2 separate regions of the Homo sapiens genome follow, and region 1 is linked to region 2. A link is a contact called in ENCODE Hi-C or POLR2A ChIA-PET data. All regions are on one chromosome and are shown on one strand. Each heading gives the region's core, a stretch centred on a gene start or an enhancer-like site at or near the end of the contact. The rest is flanking DNA. Distances are from core to core; before and after follow the strand shown.

The links. Hi-C counts contacts between places; a loop is a spot of excess contacts on that map. ChIA-PET counts read pairs that join two places held with the same protein, here RNA polymerase II (POLR2A). Pooled maps may share reads with other maps.
Region 1: a loop to region 2 is called in a pooled map, with 3 times the contacts of the local background. The contact joins the enhancer-like site here to the promoter of METAP2 in region 2. A Hi-C loop is called at or near these places in 1 of 37 single-sample maps with no recorded cell type and 5 of 50 pooled maps. POLR2A ChIA-PET finds 5 or more read pairs at or near these places in 1 of 52 experiments (GM12878).

Annotation. Positions count from the first base shown.
Region 1 is chr12:96,498,536-96,503,133 of GRCh38, forward strand. It overlaps CFAP54 (cilia and flagella associated protein 54), which reads left to right. Exons shown (of 68, transcript NM_001306084.2): 2 at 2,299-2,404. Among named protein-coding and RNA genes, the nearest start is that of CFAP54, 11 kb to the left of the region's middle. RefSeq lists an enhancer at 2,114-3,313. Within about 2 kb of position 2,681, at least 26 of the 41 ENCODE cell types and tissues checked have a DNase peak (open chromatin) inside an H3K27ac peak, as active enhancers do; they include GM12878, where a contact is called at or near this core.
Region 2 is chr12:95,471,974-95,476,698 of GRCh38, forward strand. It overlaps METAP2 (methionyl aminopeptidase 2), which reads left to right and starts at 2,179. Exons shown (of 11, transcript NM_006838.4): 1 at 2,179-2,357; 2 at 4,098-4,205. The coding sequence starts at 2,207. RefSeq lists an enhancer at 1,996-2,395.

The DNA of each region.
Region 1 (4,598 bases), core at 1,431-3,930, 1.0 Mb after region 2:
CCAGCTACTCGGGAGGCTGAGGCAGGAGAATCACTTGAATCCAGGAGGCAGAGGTTGCAGTGAGCTGAGATGGCACCACTGCACTCAAGCCTGGTGACAGAGTGAGACTCCATCTCAAAACAAAAAATAAAAAATAAACTCCTAGTAGATAACATAGGAGAGAATCTAGGTGACCTTGGGTTTGGTGATGAGTTTGAATATACATTACCAAGGCATGATCCATGAAAGAAAGAATTGTTAAGTTGGACTTCATTAAAATGAAAAATTTCTGCTCTATGAAAGATACTGTCAAGGGAATGAAAGGATAAGCCACAAACTGGGAGAAAATATTTGCAGAAGACATATTTGATAAAGGACTGTTGTCCAAAATATACGAAGAACTCTGAAAACTCAGCAATAACAACAACCTGATTTTACTTTTTTAAATATTTTTATTTATTTATTTATTTACTAATTTTTTTGAGATGGAGTCTTGCTCTTTTGCCCAGGCTGGAGTGCAGTGGCCTGATCTCAGCTCACTGCAATCTCCACCTCATGAGTTCAAATGATTCTCCTCCTGAGTAGCAGGGACTACAGATGTGCGCCACCATGCCTGGCTAATTTTTGTATTTTTAGTAGAGACGGGGTTTCACCATGTTCACCATGTTGGACAGGCTGGTCTCAAACTCCTGACCTCAAGTGATCCACCTTTCTTGGCCTCCCGAAGTGCTGGGATTACAGGCATGAGCCACTGTGCCTGGCCAACAACCTGATCTTAAAAATGGGCCAAAGACCTTAACAGACACCTCACCAAAGAAGACATACAGATGGCAAATAAACATATGAAAATATGCTCCACATCATATGTAATCAGGGGAATGCAAATTAAAGCAACAATAAGATACCCTACATGCCTATTAGGAAGGCTAAAATCTAGAACACCGACAACACCAAATGCCGGTAAGGATGTGGAGCAATGAAGTCTCTCATTGATTGCTGGTGGGAATGCAAAATAGTACAGCCACTTTGGAGGACAGGTGGTTTTTTACAAAATTAAACATATTCTTACCATAACATTCACCCCTTGTGCTCCTTGGTATTTACCCAAAGGAATTGAAAACTTATGTCCATATAAAAACCTGCACATCGGGCTGGGAGCGGTGGCTCATGCCTGTAATACTAGCACTTTGGGTGGCCTAGGCGGGTGGATTACCTGAGGTCAGGAGTTTGAGACCAGCCTGGCCCACATGGTGAAACCCTGTCTCTACTAAAAATACAACAATCAGCCAGGCATGGTGGTGCACGCCTGTAATCCCAGCTACTCGGGAGGCTGAGGAAGGAGAATTGCTTGAACCCCAGAGGTGGAGGTTGCAGTGAGCCAAGATCGTGCCACTGCACTCCAGCCTGTGTGACAGGAGCAAGACTCCATCTCAAAAACAAAACAAAACAAAACAAAACAAAACAAAACAAAAAAAACCGTGCGCATCAGTATTTCTAGCAGCCTTATTCATAATTGCCAAAACTTGTAAGCAACCAAGATGTCATTCAGCATGTGCGTGGATAAATAAACTGTAATGCATCCAGACAATGGGATATTATTCAGTGCTAAAAAGAAATGAGCTATCAAGCCATGAAAAGACATGGAGGAAACTTAGATGCATATTGCTAAGTGAAAGAAGCCAATCTGAAAAGGCTTCCTACTATATGATTCCAACTATGACATTTTGGAAAAGGCATGACTATGGAGACAGTAAAAATATCAGTGGTTAACAGAGATTAAGCGGGAAAGGAGGGATGAATAAGTGGAGCACGGAGGATTTTTAGGATAGTGAATCTACTCTCTGATATTTTCACAGTGGATAGACATTATATACATTTGTCCAAACTCATGGAATGGATGACACCAACAGTGAACCCTAAACTATGGACTTTGGGTGATAATGATGTGTCAATGTAGGTTCATCACAACAAAGGTACCATTCTAGTGGAGATGTTGATAATGGGGAGGGCTGTGCATGTTTGGGGGCACAGGGTATATATGGGAAATCTCAGAATCTTCTGCTCAATTCTGTTGTGAACTTAAAATTGCTCTATGAAGTAAAGTATCTAAAAAAAATATGTAAAGGGCTGCAATCAATGCTTGGTACATAGGAAGCAATAATTTTAACTGTAATTACATTTATTATTAATAATTGGACATTAACAATAAGGCACATTGGAAAGGCTTTAGCATAAGGTAAGTTTTAAAGGATTGCTTGCAAATTAATTGGGGTTTCCTGCAGACTTTGACAATGTCGTTTTATTTTATGATTTTTACAGTGCCACTTCTTTGTTTAATATCTGGACTAAATACGCCCCCAGGCTGCCAGCAGACTATTACAACGAAAAGCTTCTGAAGGTTGGAGATAGCCTTTGTCAAATGAAAGTAAGTGCCTCTGCAGGAAAGAGCCAAAAAGAAGTTCATTTGGCTAATTATTATTACAGTATTTAGTCTGATACCCTTCCTATTTTACATGTTTTGATTTTTCTCTTAGAAAAAAATAAATGAGTACATAAAAATTTTAATAAGGCACAGTAACCAAAAAAGTGTTGCTTTTTAATTTTGTAGTTGAGATTTCCCAGAGGTGAGACATTCCTGAACAGCCAGGCAGCTGGCTGTGGATGGGCAGGAGGGTGGCCGGGTTAACAGAGGGTGTGGTAGGCACACAACAGGAAATGCTGAATCATCGTGTTCCTACCTTATACAAAGGAGCCCAGACACCACTTCCTGTTGTTTTTCATATGGCTGGCCTTGCCCAGTGGTCAACCTTCAGGGCTCTTGGCCTTGCAGCTCTGTTGCTTGCTTCAGTGCCCTGTTTATTAAACTCTTTCAACTCTTTCTTAATGTTTTGCTGTATGTAATTATAACAGTCATTCCATACATACCCTGTTTCTTGCTCAGTATTGTATTCCAGAATGAGTTTGTGTCCTTCTTTTAGTTCTACCTGAATGTCTAGGGCTTGGAATGCTGTGGACCGGTGGACTTGGTTTGCTGAGACCACAGCATGGCTGGGTTTTCCATTAATGATCATGTGAGTTTCCCCCTTAAACTCTGGCCTAGGTCCAGATTATTCTAAGTTATGTGAACGTCAGACAATGGGATCTTAGGCCAGCCGTGGGCAGTGTTCAGTGTTTTCTCAATCTTCAGTTTCTCAACTTCATTTTTCCCCTCTCTGTTTTCTGGACTTTAATCCTCTTGGTCTGGGAGACAAATTTACCAAATAGAGGATATGAGTGGTGGAACTTCATAATGAAGAACTAAGATCTATTTTCTTCTGCCAAAACTAGAGAATAACCATAGTTCCACATAAATGGACCATGGGTCTTAGAAACTTGAAAATACAGGGCTTGGTAAGCTACAGAAAAGAAACCTGGGTGAGATTCAACTTGGAAGCTTTATTCATGTAAGTGGAATAAGAGTTTTGACAAGAATTACAAGATAGCCCCCTTTCCATCCTTACACTTTTCAGTATAAGAAGCTGGTAATACAAATAAAAAGCACAGTGTAGGGTTGTTTGAGAAATGTCTGTGTGGGTGGAGTGGATATTAGTGGAGGGAGGAGAGAGGTGTATGTTAGAAGCTGATAAAGCAAGTTAAAGATGGCTGGTAGCTAAGGATTCAGAATGTTTTAGATAGAAAGGCCTAGATAGGATATTTTAATATTTAATTAAAGGAACAAAGAAAAAGTTTTATCTACTTTTCACTGAAGGGAATGTTGGCCAGGCTGGGCATGGTGGCTCACACCTGTAATCCCAGAACTTTGGTAGGCTGAGGAGGGCAGATTGCTTGCTTGAGCCCAGGAGTTTGAGACAAGCCTGGGTAACATGGCGAAACACTGTCCCTAAAAAAAAAAAAAAAAAAAAAAAGGTATTTATAATTCTGAAAATGAACTTGTTACTTTGGTTTCTAGGCTCTATTTTTATTTTAGTTGTAGTAAAGATCATCTTGTGGAAAATTTTTTTTAAACCTAGATTTGAATTTATTATATGACTCAAGTTAGAGCAGAAAAGATTCAGGATTAGTGAGCAAAAACAAATCTTTAATAGAAATTTAAACAAAACAGTGTTTGACTGAAGATGCCTCCCAAGGGGCTAGGTAACTGGACAGCCAGTTCAACCTTGGGCAGTTGCTTTTCCTGGGGATGAAGTTGTGGGGGAGGGAGCTGAGGAAGGGTTGCAAGTGACTCATTTTGAAAGCACTGCTTATGTCCCCTGCCCTGAAACCCTCCAGGTAACTGAGCCCTGTGGGTTACAGAAATGGGGCATCTGATTCTGTAATGGGAACATAAGCATGAATTTGAATGAATAAAAATCCCACTGCTCAGATGCTTTTTATTTGTCCTGATGCAGCTTTAGAGTGTTGACAGATGAAAGAGAGGCAAGTAGCTCACCTCACTCTGCAGTTTTTTCTTTTATTTTCTCTTCTTTGGTTCCCTCTTTCTTCCTCTCTTCCTTCCTCTCTCCCTCCCTCTCCCTTCCTTTCCTTCCTCTCTCCCTCCCTTCCTTTCTCTCTCTCTCTTTCTTTCTTTCTCTTTCTTTCTTTCTCTCTCTCTCCTTCCTTCCTTCTTTCTCGCTTTCTCT
Region 2 (4,725 bases), core at 929-3,428:
TAGCTGGGTGTGGTGGTGGGCGCCTGTAATCCCAGCTACTTGGGAGGCTGAGGTAGGAGAATCGCTTGAACCTGGGAGGCGGAGGTTGCAGTGAGCTAAGATCAGGCCACTGCACTCCAACCTGGGTGATAGAACGAGACTCCGTCTCAAAAAAAAAAAAATACTCTCTCTAAACCTTTCCCCTCCCCTTTGCCTATTTATCCTTCAGATCTCAGCCTAATTGCTACTTCCTCAGGAAACTCTACCAGGCCATCCTACCTAGGCAAGTCCCTTTGTAATATGCTCTCATAGCAGCAGTTGTAAATTTGCTTTTATTAGCATCATTGCTTGATGTCTATTTTTGTTAACTGGCTCTATGATGACAAGGATCATCTCTGTTTTTGCTCTCTAAATATTGCCAGATCTAGGTTTATAGTAGGCATTGAACGAATGGATGGATGAGTGAATAAGTGAATATGTCAGCCAAGCAAAGAGCAGCCCAGATAAAAGTAACAGTGAGTTTGAAATGCTCCAAGGTCAGAAAGAGCTTTGAGAGCTGGAGCTATAATAGTAAGAGAGTGGAGACATTGGAGAAGTAGATATGGCTGGGTCTTGCCGGGCATTTTAAAGGATTTTGGACACATGGAAGCTACTTCTATTTTTATTTTTGTGGTATTATGTTTGGTTTACCAACTTTTTATTTTTTATTTTATTTACTTTTTTGGGGGGGATGGAGTCTCGCTCTGTCGCCCAGGCTGGAGTGCAGTGGCGCAATCTCAGCTCACTGCAACCTCCCCCGGGGTTCAAGCGATTGTCCTGCCTCAGCCTCCCTAGTAGCTGGGACTACAGGCGCCTGCCACCACGCCCGGCTAATTTTTGTATTTTTAGTGGAGACGGGGTTTCACCATATTGGCCAGGCTGGTCTCGAACTCCTGACCTTGTGATCTGCCCACCTCGCCCTCCCAAAGTGCTGGGATTACAGGCGTGAGCCACAGCGCCCGGCCGGTTTACCAACTTTTATATTGCCAGCAATCAACTAGGGAAAACAATTTAAAATCTAAATAGGGATAGATTTAAAGAGATAAAGATCTGTACAAGAATAAGAGGAACAGTTTTTATTACTATTGGATAGGTGCTGCCTGAAGCTTTAAGACAGAGAATGTACATTTATGCAGCTGCAGTCAGAGCCTGTGTGAGGTTTACTGTAAACTCACTGGCAATAAGGCTCTTAACGACATTTTGATGCCCATGAAGCTTGGTGCCTAGTTTAAAACTAATGAAAACACCTAAACTCTCCAGGTGGACAAAGCCATATTCAGGAGAAATTGAGAAGGAGTTGGTGCAGGCAGCCAATCACAATCCACTTACGCCACAAACTAAATCTCAAACTGCGGTTTGAACATGAGGCTCAAAACATAAGAAGTAAAGAAATGGGCAAAATTCAATTAGTTTCTGGTGAAACGTCCTAAATCCAAAAGAAAGGTGACCAGAAATAGAGAAAACGGAGTGTGATCTTTTGCATTAATGAGAGAGACCGTGTCCCCGTGTGTTAAAACCTGTCATTCTTGTCCTGAATTGGAAAGTGAGCGGAGTGTGACGGGTTCCCATCTTGAACCGTCCGGGGTTGAGTAGTACAATAAACTAACACGGAACTCCAGCTTCCAAAATTCTCTCCAGTGCCTACAGAGCCTCGCGGAGAGCTGTGATTGTGAATGTCAACGCAGATTTGATTAAATCTCTTAGATTTAAGAGATATGTGGAGTCATGACAATAGAAATGTGTACAAGTGAACACATTTCTTAGCCCGTTTCCCCACTGCCTGTGTGATTTATAAAAACGCAAATATAAAATATTTCCGTTCCAGCAGAGACGCCGCTTGCTACGGCGGGTTGCCCGTCTCCACAGGTATCTCCGGCTGACTCTAGAGCTCAACTTCCCCTTTAAACTTCACCCTGCGCTTGCCGATTTGCTTCGGGAATGCCCGAGGCACCGGACGAAGCAGTCGGGTCTGGCCCCAGTCGACTCCAGCCAGGCGGGGCTCCAAGCCGAGACTCCTGCACGCCCGGCCCGAAGCTAGCCCGACACCCTCAGCTGAGTCCTCCGCCGTCCCAGCATTCCCTGCGTCCCTACCATCGAGAGCAGCTTCCGGCGTGGCTGGTGTAGGCGGGTGGAGAAGGATCGGGGCCCTCGCCGCTCTGTCTCATTCCCTCGCGCTCTCTCGGGCAACATGGCGGGTGTGGAGGAGGTAGCGGCCTCCGGGAGCCACCTGAATGGCGACCTGGATCCAGACGACAGGGAAGAAGGAGCTGCCTCTACGGCTGAGGAAGCAGCCAAGAAAAAAAGACGAAAGAAGAAGAAGAGCAAAGGGCCTTCTGCAGGTAAAGAGAGTTTTATGTTTTCCCAGTCCCCTCCGGGAACGGCTGAACTGTTTGGCTCAGGCCCGTTGAGGGGGCCGGGACCGGGGCCCCAGAGCCCCGACTAGACTGATTCTTGGGCCTGACAGGGTGGCAAAGCCGGGCTATAGATTCCTAGTCTGAGAAGAGGCGTCATCTCCTCCTGTGGGACTAGAGGGCTGGTGGGGGAGAAAAGAGTGCCTGAGGTTGGCGTGTGGTACCTCTGGGGTCGCTGGGCCCGAGCCCCTGTATTACCAGAACTCAGCTCCCACGCACATCGTGGCACGGTCTTGAGATTGTGCGCAGAGCACAGCCCTACCATCTTTCGCGCGATTTGGCCGCCGCCTCAAAAATCCGATTCTGATCCGTATTGCCGCGTCTTTGCTGGTTTGCTGGAGCAAGCTAGGACTTATTTTCTTTGGGGGTGGGCAAATGTAATGGAGAGCACACCTCCTCCCACTATCCCGTTTCACGTTGGGGTTGTTGCAGCCTGCACTTTTGGGGTGTGTGTACATGTGTGTTTGCCCGCGCGCTCATGTCATTAATTGCAGAATTTGTGGTGGTGATAACGAATTTTCACCTGCCTAATCCCATAGCATCGCCAAGCTTTAGGGCCTTTAGACCTGAATTATGATACCAATTGCAGGCAGTGCAGATAGGATATTCTGTGGCTCAGAATGGAACTTCTGAGGTCTTAACCTCTAAATCCACTGGTAAGGCAAGGAGAACTGCTGAGAGTTTACAGTTGGATATTATGAACTAGGAACTTACATATTTTGAGAAGTCTGTGTTTTTGCTGCACAAGCTCCTTCACCTTAATAAAAATTATTTTTACTTGTTTCTAATTAAAATCGCCAGAGAAACAGAAAATGGAGAAGTCAGAAGCGATTAAGATGGAATTGAGAGAGGTCGAAGAGAGCTAATCTTCATCTTTCTGAAATTTTGATTAGATAGGAATGGAAGGAGAGTTGTAGCGTTGCTGGAACTCTTCCAGAGCAAAATTTGTTACTCTGGTGGCTGTTCCTGGATTTCGAGTGAAATTCAAACACTGCTGTTTGTCTTGTAAGGTGTTAAGCTGACTGATCCTAATGTATTTTTAACAGTTGTATTTCTTAATATGAATTCTCTCCAGTAGCCAGAATGTCACTTCATTTCGTGCTACCTGATACTATTAATGCATGTAACATATTGCTCTTATAGGTAGGTTATAATCACTTCCAGAGCAGGGGCCTGGTCTTGTGCTTAGATATTTGAGCGTTTTAGTTTTTTAGTAATGGACTGTCTTTGCCTATTTATTTTGACTTTACCCAGCCCATCGTGATATCCTTATTCATGAAACCAGGCTGCCCCGGGGTGTTGCACATGAATCTTTTTCCTAAGGCCTTCAGCATTTATTACCTATCTGGTGTTTAAGTATTTGTTAAGTCTAATTGCTGACCACTATTACAAGTTAAACTACTTGAGGATAGAGACCAGTTCACGCTGTTTATCTTTTAGCTGCTAGTGTGTGTAATGGATATTTTGTTGAGTAAATTAATGAATGGACAATACTGTGTAGGTATGGAAGATTTTTCTGTCATTAAACGAATTCTGTTATGTTCACAATAATGTTTCTGTTTTTGTTTCCTGAGGAAAGGATTTGTAAGTTTTCCAAGATCATTAGAGCATATTCTAGTGGGAAAGTGTCTGTATTAGATTTGATTTCTGCTATTTTATTTTGATCAGCAGGGGAACAGGAACCTGATAAAGAATCAGGAGCCTCAGTGGATGAAGTAGCAAGACAGTTGGAAAGATCAGCATTGGAAGATAAAGAAAGAGATGAAGATGATGAAGGTAAATGGTTAATTTGATCTTTGTGGTTAGAAAAGCTAGAAAATGTAGCCGGGTGTGGTGGCACACACCTGTAATCCCAGCACTTTGGGAGGTCGAGGCGGGTGGATTACATAAGGTCAGTAGTTCGAGACCAGCCTGGCCAACATGTTGAAACCCCATCTCTTCTAAAAAGACAAAAAAAAATTTAGCCGGGTGTGGTAGCACACACCTGTAATCCCAACAACTTGGGAAGCTGAGGCAGGAGAATTGCTTGAGCCCGAGAGATGGAGGTTGCAGTGAGCTGAGATTGCACCACTGCACTCCAGCCTGGCCAGCAGAGTAAGACTGTCTCAAAAAAAAGAAAGAAAGAAAGAAAGAAAGAAAAGCTAGAAAATGTGATATTCCTTAATCAAAATTTATTTACTCGTATAGTGTTTTCTCTGACATTTCACTTGTTACCTCAATTAATGTCACAGATTAAAAAGGAAAAGGTATTTATTAGCAAGTCTTGAAAAAGTTCAATGTGTTAATTAGCTGTTCA